2 separate regions of the Homo sapiens genome follow, and region 2 is linked to region 1. The links are chromatin loops, found by intact Hi-C in ENCODE. Cell type or tissue: prostate gland. All regions are shown on one strand. Region 1 overlaps TBC1D16 (TBC1 domain family member 16). Region 2 has its middle 6.0 kb from the start of EIF4A3.

Region 1 (5,000 bases):
GGGGGAGTTGTCCCTCCTGGCCAATCTCAGCCAGACACGCAGCCTGCACATGCAGTTCTTCAGATCCACCACTAGAGGGGACCCTCGAGCCAGCCTACCTGCTCTGCCCTCCGGGGGGACTCAACTCCGGGTTAATTATTAATAGACGCCCCACCGCTCAGAGTGGCGATGGGTGCACCCGAGTCCTCACCAACACCCCTGCCTGGCGGGATGGCCAGTCATCTGGGGTCCTCGGCCCTGACACCCCTCCCCACCCCAGAGCACCAGGAGCGCTCTCGCTCTCTCTCGCTCTCTCGCTCTCTTTCTCTCTTTCTTTCTCTCTCTCTCTCTCTCTCTCAGCCCCTTCACAGCAGGGGTTCTCAACGCTACGTGCACTTCAGAAACCCCCAGGAAGTTCAAAACATTCCCATGCCTGGGCGCCACCCCAGCGATCCTAGTTTAATTGGTCTGGGTGCAGCCTGGGCATCAGGATTTTTAAAGCTGCCCAGGGCATTCTCATGGGCAGCCGGGCTGGGGACGCCTGCTCTACAGCGTCTAGGACAATTAACCACCTTAGCCAAGGATCTCCAGTCCCATCATACGAAGGCCCCGGGGGATGGGGATGGGGCAAGGAGCACCACCTCTGCTTCCTGGGTCTACCATGTGGTGGGGGCCAGAAGCGCACAGGAGCAAGGAAAGACCAGGGAAATGCAGATTCCAGGGCTCGCCCAGCCCCTTTCAGAATCCATGTCTGCTTTTCTTTTTCTTTCTTTCTTTTTTTTTTTCCAGACAGAGTATCTCTCTGTCACCCAGGCTGGAGTGCAGTGGCATGATCACAGCTCACTGCAGCCTTCACCTCCCAGGCTTAAGCCATCCTCCTGCCTCAGCCTCCTGAGTAGCTGGGACCATAGGCATGCACCACTATGCCCAGCTAATTTTTATGTATTTTTTATAGAGATGAGGTTTTGCCATTTTCCCCAGGCTGGTCTTGAACTCCTAGGCTCAAGCAATCCACCCACCTTGGCCTCCCAAAGTGCTGGGATTACAGGCGTGAGTCACAGTGCCCGGCCTCCATATCTACTTTTTAAAAATAAAAAGAAAGCTCTCAGCAGTCTGTCTTGGAGACAGGCTGTTTTCACTCCAGCCTTGCACTGAAGCACACGCTTCTGGCGGGGTGGGGAGAGTCCCATCCACATCCACCTCGTCCCAGCACAAAGCTGCAACTCGCCACGTTCAGCGAGCCTCCCCTGGACCGGGCTGACACAGGCCTGAGGTGCGAGCCACACCGAGCCCGCGGCCATGTGGCCAAGAGGCATTTTCTGAGCCTTCATCAGGAGCAGGGCCGGGCTGTGGTAAGCACCCCCCAGCACGGTCTCCGGGTGGGGACGAGTCCCAGGCCAGGCTCGCTGACCCCATACCCCAGGCTGGTGCTCAACCCTCACGCCGACTCTGCCCTACAAGGGGGTTCTTGGCCGCACTTCACACCCGTGAGGCATCTGCGTTTTGGATGTGGGAGGTAATGGCCACAAGATCACACATAACTCAGGATGATGCCAGGACTGGAAACAGATCTGTCGGACCCCAAAATTTACTCCTTCACCACCATCTGCCTCCCAGCAGCTGGGGACGGACAGGCGGACAGGGTGTCTCAGTGGGGACTCGAGTGTCAGAGCAGAGAAGGGGGCCATGGGGAGGGCCCTCCTCAGCCCAGGGTTCGGGGGAATAGAGAAGCCTCCCCCAAAAGCTGACATGAAGGTGCCTCGCCCCAGGAGCTGAGTCTCAAACATATAAGCTGGCCGGTTAGGAGAGAGGGGAAGGAGGAAGCCTAGGTAGAGGGGATCCCTAGCCAAAGGCATGAGGCAGAGAGAGCCCCACAAGATCTAGAGGCAGAGAGGACGACGAACTTGGAGGTGTGCACAGTGGGGGGTGGGGAGGCAGGCAGCATCGCTCAGCAGGGCCAGATGGTGATGGGCCTTGGACCCCGAGTGAAGGAGATGGTGCTTCATCCTGAAAATGATGGGCGGCCCCCGGTGGGTCCCAGGCAGAGGGACAGCCTGGCTTCCAGAGTGAGTGCACAGCACGCCTGTCCGCTGCCCACTGATGCCAATACATCCCCACCCTCAGTTGTGATAAAAAAAAAAAAAAAGTGTCTCCTGGCATTGCCATACACCCCCTGGGCACAGACTCGGCCCCGGGTGAGAATCACTGCTCTAGAAGAACCTGGAGGGACCTGGGCATCAGCGTCTAAAGGCTCCCCCAGGAACCCCCACATGCAGCCAGGTTGAAGAACCAGCAAGGCGAAGGGCGGGGAAAAGCGAACCGGGGTGCATTCTCACAATACCCCCAGAAAGTGGATATTACCAGCCTCATCTTACAAACAGGGAAACCGAGGCTCCAAGAAAAGAAAGAATTTCCCAGGTTCACACTAACCAGTGATGCCAGGACTCAACCGGCACTCAACTCCCTAACTCCTAAACTTGAGCTCCCTACGAGATGGGGCTGCGGGACAGAGAGCTGACCGGCCAGCTTCTGGTTGTGGTTCTGCCACAGAATCCTCAGCCCCAAGACCGTGGGCCAACCCCACCACCTCTCTGAGACACAACTGGGACCTTCCCCTCGCCTGGGCCCTGGGGATGCAGGGACACGGGGACGCCTGCAGGTTCTGCTGCACTGTTGGCCTGGCACCACCAGGGGGAGCTCCGACTGAGTCCGGCCTGCGGGACCCAGGCCAGGACCAGAGTTCGGGCCCCGCCTCCCCCACACCTCCTCGGGTTCCCTGGCGCCTGACGCCACCCAGCTCAGCAAGCCTCCTGGCACCTGGAGTCCTCAGTTACGGCTCACGGCTTCCTTTTATCTGCACTCTCCAATAACTGAGATGAATGTTATCGGTTCACCCTGGGGCTCTAATGGACTGCATCTTTACTGGAGGGATAAAATCAGGGAAGAACCCGTCCCACAGTCACCCCTGCTGAGGCCAGCAAAGCCTGTGTCCTTACTTCATGCCCCACCACTCCCCGGCTTAATCGGCCTGGGGTGACCTTTTATGCTGCAGCCCTGGGGCAGACCCAGCTGGGTTCACATCCCAGCTTGGCCCGGGCACTGGCTGGGAGACCCCTGGCAAGCTGCTGACCTTCTCCGAGCCGCCCTTTCCCCTTCGATAGCAGGGGATAATAGGAGGGCCCACCTCACGGGGCGTGGGGCTGTGGAAAGCACACACGTACCATCCATAGCCCACGGTGTCCAGCGCCCAGGCGAGACCCAGACCACCCACGTCCAGCATGCGCCCGGCTCACACCACGAGCTCAACAGTTAATGACCTGCTCGCTGACTGATGTCGGCTCTTACTGTTGTCTGTGGTCACCACCATTATTTGCCCAGAAATCTAATGAGCGTAAGGACCACAGCCGGGGCATAGGAAGGGGCTGTGGAAGTCGGATGCAGGCCCCCTGTGCTGGCTCTGGGGCTCCGGGCTTATGCGACCACACGGGCACTCACCCCAAGGCCATGAGGGCCCTCGTGGCACCATGCAACCCTCCCCACTCAGGAAGGTCTCTTTGGGTTCCAAGGCCCAGGGAACCCACCGCAGGGCACGGGCCCAACTCTAGCTCCTGCAAGTGTGGCCAGCAAGGAGTCCAGATACTCTGGCTGGACTCCCCAGGGTGCATAGCGGCTGCCAAGTCGGGTGAATATGGTCAACACTGCCCCGGGACTACATCCATCCTCCACAGCTATGAGAAAGAGGGAGGCTGAAGCCTCCGGGGACCACAGGGGGCCAGGTCACGTGCCCAGTGGGCTGCAGGGCAGAGCGGGGAGCTGGAGACCAGCACATCTGGGCTTGGGCCAGCCCTGTGCGTGAGCCTAATGATGCCACCCGGGCCTCTTGGGCACTCGCTTGGGGACTGAAAATCTCCTGCCCCTCCGGTGATGGGAACAGAAGGGACCAGGACTCCCGGGGGCTTAGCCTTGGTCATGGGCCCATCAGACCTGGTAGGGCCTGTTTAGTCCTAGTGAGTCTCAAGGAGAGAGAAGAATGTGGACACCCCGACGCACCCTTCACAGTCCTCTCAGTGGGGTGTAAAGTGGGGACTCCCTGCTGAAGCCCTTGCCTCAGGGAGGGGCTCCTGCCACAGCCACGGCCACAGCCGCGGGCAGGTCGGGCAGATGCCTCCAGCGCTCACCTGGCATCACAGGTGACGCAGGTGAGTGCTTCCTGCCCAGGTCAGGCCTTGGGGGCCTCCCGAGAGCCCACGCCCAGAACCAGGAACTCACCTGCTGTCACTTTCCAGAAACACGGAGCCGCGGCTCTCGGCCAGCGCCGCGCTGATGGGCGAGAGGCAGAAGGGCGAGGAGAAGGTGTCTGAGTCTGAGTCAAAGGAGCTGTCTCTGCTCACGCCCTCGGCTGACAGTTCCAAAGAGCCATCCTCCTCCCCGGCCTCGGGCCGCGGCTCCCGCCCCTCCTCGGTGACATCCTGCGGACTGACCGTCGACAAGATCCCGGAGGGGCTGCAAGCAGGCTGCGAGGCTGGCTGGGCACCATCCACCCCCAAGCCCTGCGCCAGCTTCTCCTCATCCTCTGGCGCAGGGCTGGCGAGCATGCGGTCTGGAACACTCTGGGCCACCACCAGGATGTCCTCATCTTTGGGGGTCAGGGTAGGCCGCAGCTCCGTCGGGGAGGGCTGGTGGGAGGCTCCTGAGCTCCGGGTGCGCCGGCCCCGAGGGCGGGGTGCCTTGCGAACGGGGGAGCTCTCGGGTGTGATGTAGCGCAGGGCCTCCTCGTCCTGCCTCTGGATGCGAGAGTTGGGGACCCATGCCAGGATGAGGGTGGCTCCCAGCATCTCATCCTTCTCCATGTACAAGCACAGGTAACCTGTGAGGAGCCAGGGGGATGGCACGTTAGAGGCCAGGAGGCTGTGGATGAGGCCCTTGTGGTACCTTTGGCGAGCTGCTCGGAGAGGCCACTGCCCTTTAGTAAAGTGCCAGTCCGGCCTCAGATACAGCCTGGCCCTGAGCAAAAACACTAG
Region 2 (5,000 bases), 140 kb after region 1:
AGGAACCAGGCGGTGCAGCAGGAGGCAAGCAAGGGAGCTAAACTGAGCTCTGCCTGCTGTCAGCAGCAGCACTGGACTCAGAGGAGTGTGAACCCTGTTGTGAACTGCACATGCGAGGGATCTAGGTTGTGCACTCCTCATGAGAATCTAATGCCTGATGATGGGAGGTGGAATAGTTTCATCCCGAAACCACTACCCCATCCATCTCTGGAAGAATTTTTTTCCACCACCTGTGGAAAAGTTGTTGACGTGGCTAGACTTTGTGTCTTCACCCACATCTCATCTTGAATTGTAATCCCATAATCCCTATAATCCCCACGTGTCGAGGGAGAAGCCAGGTGGAGTAATTGAATCACGGGGATGAGTCCCCCATGCTGTTGTCTTGATAGTTGTCTCGAGATCTGATGGTTTTATAAGGGGCTCTTCCCCCTTTGCTTGGCACTTTTCCCTTCCTGCCATCTTGTGAAGAAGGTGCCTTGCTTCCCCTTCACCTCCTGCCATGATTGTAAGTTTCCTGAGGCCTCCCAAGCCATGCTGAACTGTCAATTAAACCTCTTTCCTTTATAAATAACCCAGTCTCGGACAGTTCTTTATAGCAGTATGAAAATGGAATAATACATTTGTCTTCCACAAAACCCATCCCTGTTGCCAAAAAGGCTTTAGAAAACGCAGTGTGGGTAGGTGGTGAATAGATGGGAGGAGACTCATGTTTTTGTCATGTAGGAGAGCAGCAAGAGCTCCTCTCAGGAGAAGAGGTTTTTGCTGTGAAATATGGTGCGTGCTTTTCCATGGCCTATGTAGTGCTCAGCAGATGCCCTAGCATCAATAGGATCCCAAACCCCTTGTTCTGTTTATTACTGGTAGGCAGTTAGGATCGTGTCAGCCATGTCTTGAGAACATGCCTTGTGAGTCATGCACCAGATTTGTTAAAGTGTCGGCTCTGTGTAGCTCTGTTGTGCTATGCATAACATCTACTTAAAAAATGAGAGCTGACAGCCTCGCTTAGCTTTCTATCCACAAGTCCCCTGCTTAAAATTCTGGATAAATGTTTCCGTTCCTATGGGAAACCTCCATTATCTCCATAAGTAGAGAATGCAGATAGGTATCTTTTTTCTTTTACTGATGGAGACACTAAGGCCCAGTGTGATAAGTTCAAGCGCCCTACAGGGAAAGGCACAAGCAGGCCAGGCTCTAGAGTTCCCTAAACAGTAGCTATAGTGCCTGCCCTTTGTCCCTGGCCCCCAAGGTGTCTAGGAAAAGAGGCTCCCGGTCACTGAGGTAGACAGACCCCTATGCCTGGTCTCAGCATCCTCGCTGTCACCGGCATCTCACTTCCCACATGGTTTCCACGTTGGGGAGGGAGACTACTCACCCCATTAAATGCGGCTGCTAGGGTCATGTCTGTTTCGCCCCCACTGTTTCCCTAATGCTCAGTAGGTGTTCAATAAATAGTTGTTGGCTTACTCAATGTGTGGACCTCTGGGGCAAGAGAGAGGGAGGGACACAACGCAGTCCCAGCTGGCCAGGAGCGCTGTGAGCTCAGGAGGTTGCTGTGGGGGAGATGGTGAGGTAGGAATTTGGCAGGACTTGTTTCACAAGATAGAGGTCACAAAGACCCGCTGATAAAACAGGATGTGGTAAAGAAGCCTCCAAACTCCACCAAAAGCAGGATGGTGATGAAAGCAGCCTCCGCCTGTCCTCACTGCTCCTTATATGCTAATTATAACGCATCAGCTGCCAAAAGACACTCCCACCAGCCATGACAGTCTCCAAATGCTATGGCCACCCCTGAAAGTTACCCTATGTGGTCTGAAACAGGGAGGAACCCTCAGTTCCGGGAATTGCCCACCCCTTTCCTGGAAAACTCATGAACAGTCCACCCCTTTTTAGCATACGATTAAGAAATTACCATAAAAGCCAACTGGCACCCCTCAGGGCTGCTCTGCCTATGACGTAGTCACGCTTTTATTCCTTTACTTCCTTCATAAACCTGTTTTCACTTCATTCTGTTGGCTCACTTTTGAGTTCCTTCCCGTGGGAAGCCAGGAACCCACGTGGTCTCACAGGCTGAGTCCTACTTTGGGGGTTTGCCCTGTGACAATGGGAACAGCCCAGTGGTCTGCCACCCTCCAGAGCCGACCTGTCCCTTTTCCTTTACCTTCATCGGCTCCCAGGAATCAGGTAGAAAAGGGTGAGGTGGCTTTTCTTGCCCAGGAGGCTCAGGGGCAGTGCTGCTGGGCTGCACTGGGTTCCTGTAACTCATCACTGCAGGAGTTGATGTCCTAGATAGAAGTGACCTCGATCTGATCCAAGGGACCATCCCCTAAAAGTGACTTCCTGCCAGAAGTCTCCACCCATCCGTAGGTATTAAAGGGTGAACACTGTTCATTTCTAGGCACAGCCCTGCCTAAACCCAACTGGCTGGGGCAAGGCACCTTGCTGAGCGCTGCCTGAACTCACCTCACTGCTGTCTTGACTCTCAGACCCTGCACTGGCTGGTCAGAGTCTAGCACACGTGCAGTGTTAACAGAAAAACCAGACCCTGTAAAAATGTTTTCAAGAGGGTTATTCTGAACCAGTAGAAGTGACTGTGGCCTGGAAAAAACACAAACCCAAAAAGCCTTAAGTGGTCACAAGGTACCCAGGTAACAGTTTCTGTCAGGCCTCTGAGCCCAAGCTAAGCCACCATATCCCCAGGGACCTGCACATGTACATCCAGATGGCCTGAAGCAACCGAAGATACACAAAAGAAGTGAAAATAGCCTTAACTGATGACATTCCACCATTGTGATTTGTTTCTGCCCCACACTAACTGATCAATGTACTTTGTAATCTCCCCTACCCTTAAGAAGTTTCTTTATAATCTCCCACACCCTTAAGAAGGTTCTTTGTAATTCTCCCCACCCTTGAGAATGTACTTTGTGAGATCCTCCCCCTGCCCTCCAAAACATTGCTCTTAACTCCACCGCCTATCCCAAAACCTATAAGAACTAATGATAATCCCACCACCTTTGCTGACTCTCTTTTTGGACTCAGCCTGCCTGCACCCAGGTGAAATAAGCAGCCGTGTTGCTCACACAAAGCCTGTTTGGTGGTCTCTTCACAAGGACACGTGAGACAGTTTCCTTTTTTTTTTTTTTTTTTGAGATGGAGTTTCACTCTTGTTGCCCAGGCTGGAGTGCAGTGGCACAATCTCAGCTCACCACAACCTCTGCTTCCCAGGTTCAAGCGATTCTCCTGCCTCAGGCTCCCAAGTAGCTGGGATTACAGGCGTGCAGTACCACGCCTGGCTAATTTTTTCTATTTAGTAGAGATGGGGTTTCACCATGTTGGTCACGCTGGTCTCAAACTCCTGACCTCAGGTGATCTACCCGCCTTGGCCTCCCAAAGTGCTGGGATTACAGGCAGTAGCCACTGTGCCTGGCTGGTAACAGTTTACTTTTATACATTTTAGGTAAACAGGAGTTACAGGCAAAGATGTAAGTCAGTGCATGGAAGGTATACGTTTGGTTCAGCCTGAACGGCAGGCTATCCCAGAGCAGGGGCTTACAAGTCATACGTGGGTTTTACAGATTCTTTACTTGCCATTTGAGAGAGTTAAGCTATTATTTATATTACGTTTTGGGGGAGTCAAAAAGAGTTAAGCTACCGTCTAAAGACCTGAAGTAAGTAGAAAAGAATGCTTGAGTTAAGGCAGTTGTGGGGGTGAAGGCCCTTGTTATGTAAATGAAAGCCTCATAGGTTTCTAGCAGCCCTCCGAGAAAATGGATGGCAAATGTCTCTTTTCAGACTTTAAAGGTGTCAAGCTGTCAGCAAATCTCTCCTAGATCCAGGCAAGGCCTGGATATGTTAATGGACATTCTCTACAGATGCAAATTAATTTCCCCCACAAAAGATAGCTTTTTTTTTTTTTTTGAGATGGAGTCTCGCTCTGTTGCCCAGGCTGGACTGCAGTGGCACAATCTCGGCTCACTGCAAGCTCCGCCTCCCAGGTTCACGCCATTCTCCTGCCTCAGCCTCCCGAGTAGCTGGGACTACAGGCGCCTGCCACTGTGCCCGGCTACTTTTTTGTATTTTTTAGTAGAGACGGGGTTTCACCGTGTTAGCCAGGATGGTCTCAATCTCCTGACCTTATGATCCACCTGCCTCAGCCTCCCAAAGTGCTGGGATTACAGGCGTGAGTTCACCGCGCCCAGCCGAAAGACAGCTTTGCAGTGCCATTCCAAAATATGTCAAAGAAATATATTTCACAGAAAAATATTTTTATTTCCATTCTGTCATGTGTGCTCATCCAGAACCAGTTTGGAAAGGAAGCCACATTGTACCAGGTTAATTAAAAAAAAAAAAAGTTTGACAAGGGTTTATGGTTAGTAGGGTGTGAATCAGCCTTTGCCTGCCATGGCCTTAGGTCTTGTTTATAATTTGGTATCTTATTGCCACAAAGAGTCTGTTTGATCAATCTTATCTCTATTTTAACCTAAAAGAAAAACTTCAGCCTGTTGCAGGAAGCCAGGGACCCCGAATGGAGGGACCAGCTGAAGCCACAGCAGAAGAACATAAATTGTGAAGATTTCATGGACATTTATTAATTCCCCAAATTAATACTTTTATAATTTCTTACGCCTATCTTTACTGCAGTCTCTGAACATAAATTGTGAAGATTTCATGGACATCACTTCCCCAATCAATACTGTTATAATCTCCTATACCTGTCTTTACTTTAATCCCTTAATGCCATCATCTTCATAAGCTGAGGATGTCTGTCCCCTCAGGACCCTGTGATGATTGCGTTAACTGCACAAATTGTTTGTAAAACGTGTGTTTGAACAATACGAAATCTGGGCATCCTAAAAAAGAACAGGGTAACAGTGACTTTCAGGGAACAAGGAAGATAACCATAAGGTCTGACTGCCTGCGGGGCCGGGCAGAACAGAGTCATATTTTTCTTCTTGCAGAGAGCAAATAGGAGAAATATTGCTGAATTCTTTTCCCAGCAAGGA

What was found. A loop is a pair of places that touch in the nucleus more often than their neighbours do. Peaks named below come from ENCODE experiments on the same cell type or tissue, not always from the same donor. Only the 100,000 strongest peaks of a DNase experiment are listed, where the experiment ranks them.
Region 2: a loop joins it to region 1, with 3 times the contacts of the local background. A loop is called at or near these places in 7 of 110 quality-filtered maps.

What each region holds. Positions count from the first base shown.
Region 1 is chr17:80,005,912-80,010,911 of GRCh38, forward strand. It overlaps TBC1D16 (TBC1 domain family member 16), which reads right to left. Exons shown (of 12, transcript NM_019020.4): 3 at 4,249-4,846. Among named protein-coding and RNA genes, the nearest start is that of TBC1D16, 27 kb to the right of the region's middle. In prostate gland, CTCF peaks have their summits at 70 (motif pointing right), 269 and 2,673 (motif pointing right); DNase peaks (open chromatin) are centred at 65 and 2,740; H3K27ac peaks cover 2,260 bases.
Region 2 is chr17:80,150,624-80,155,623 of GRCh38, forward strand. No RefSeq gene overlaps it. Among named protein-coding and RNA genes, the nearest start is that of EIF4A3, 6.0 kb to the left of the region's middle. RefSeq lists enhancers at 1,781-2,282, 2,283-2,782, 4,933-5,000. In prostate gland, no CTCF peak of the experiment used is centred here; no DNase peak of the experiment used is centred here.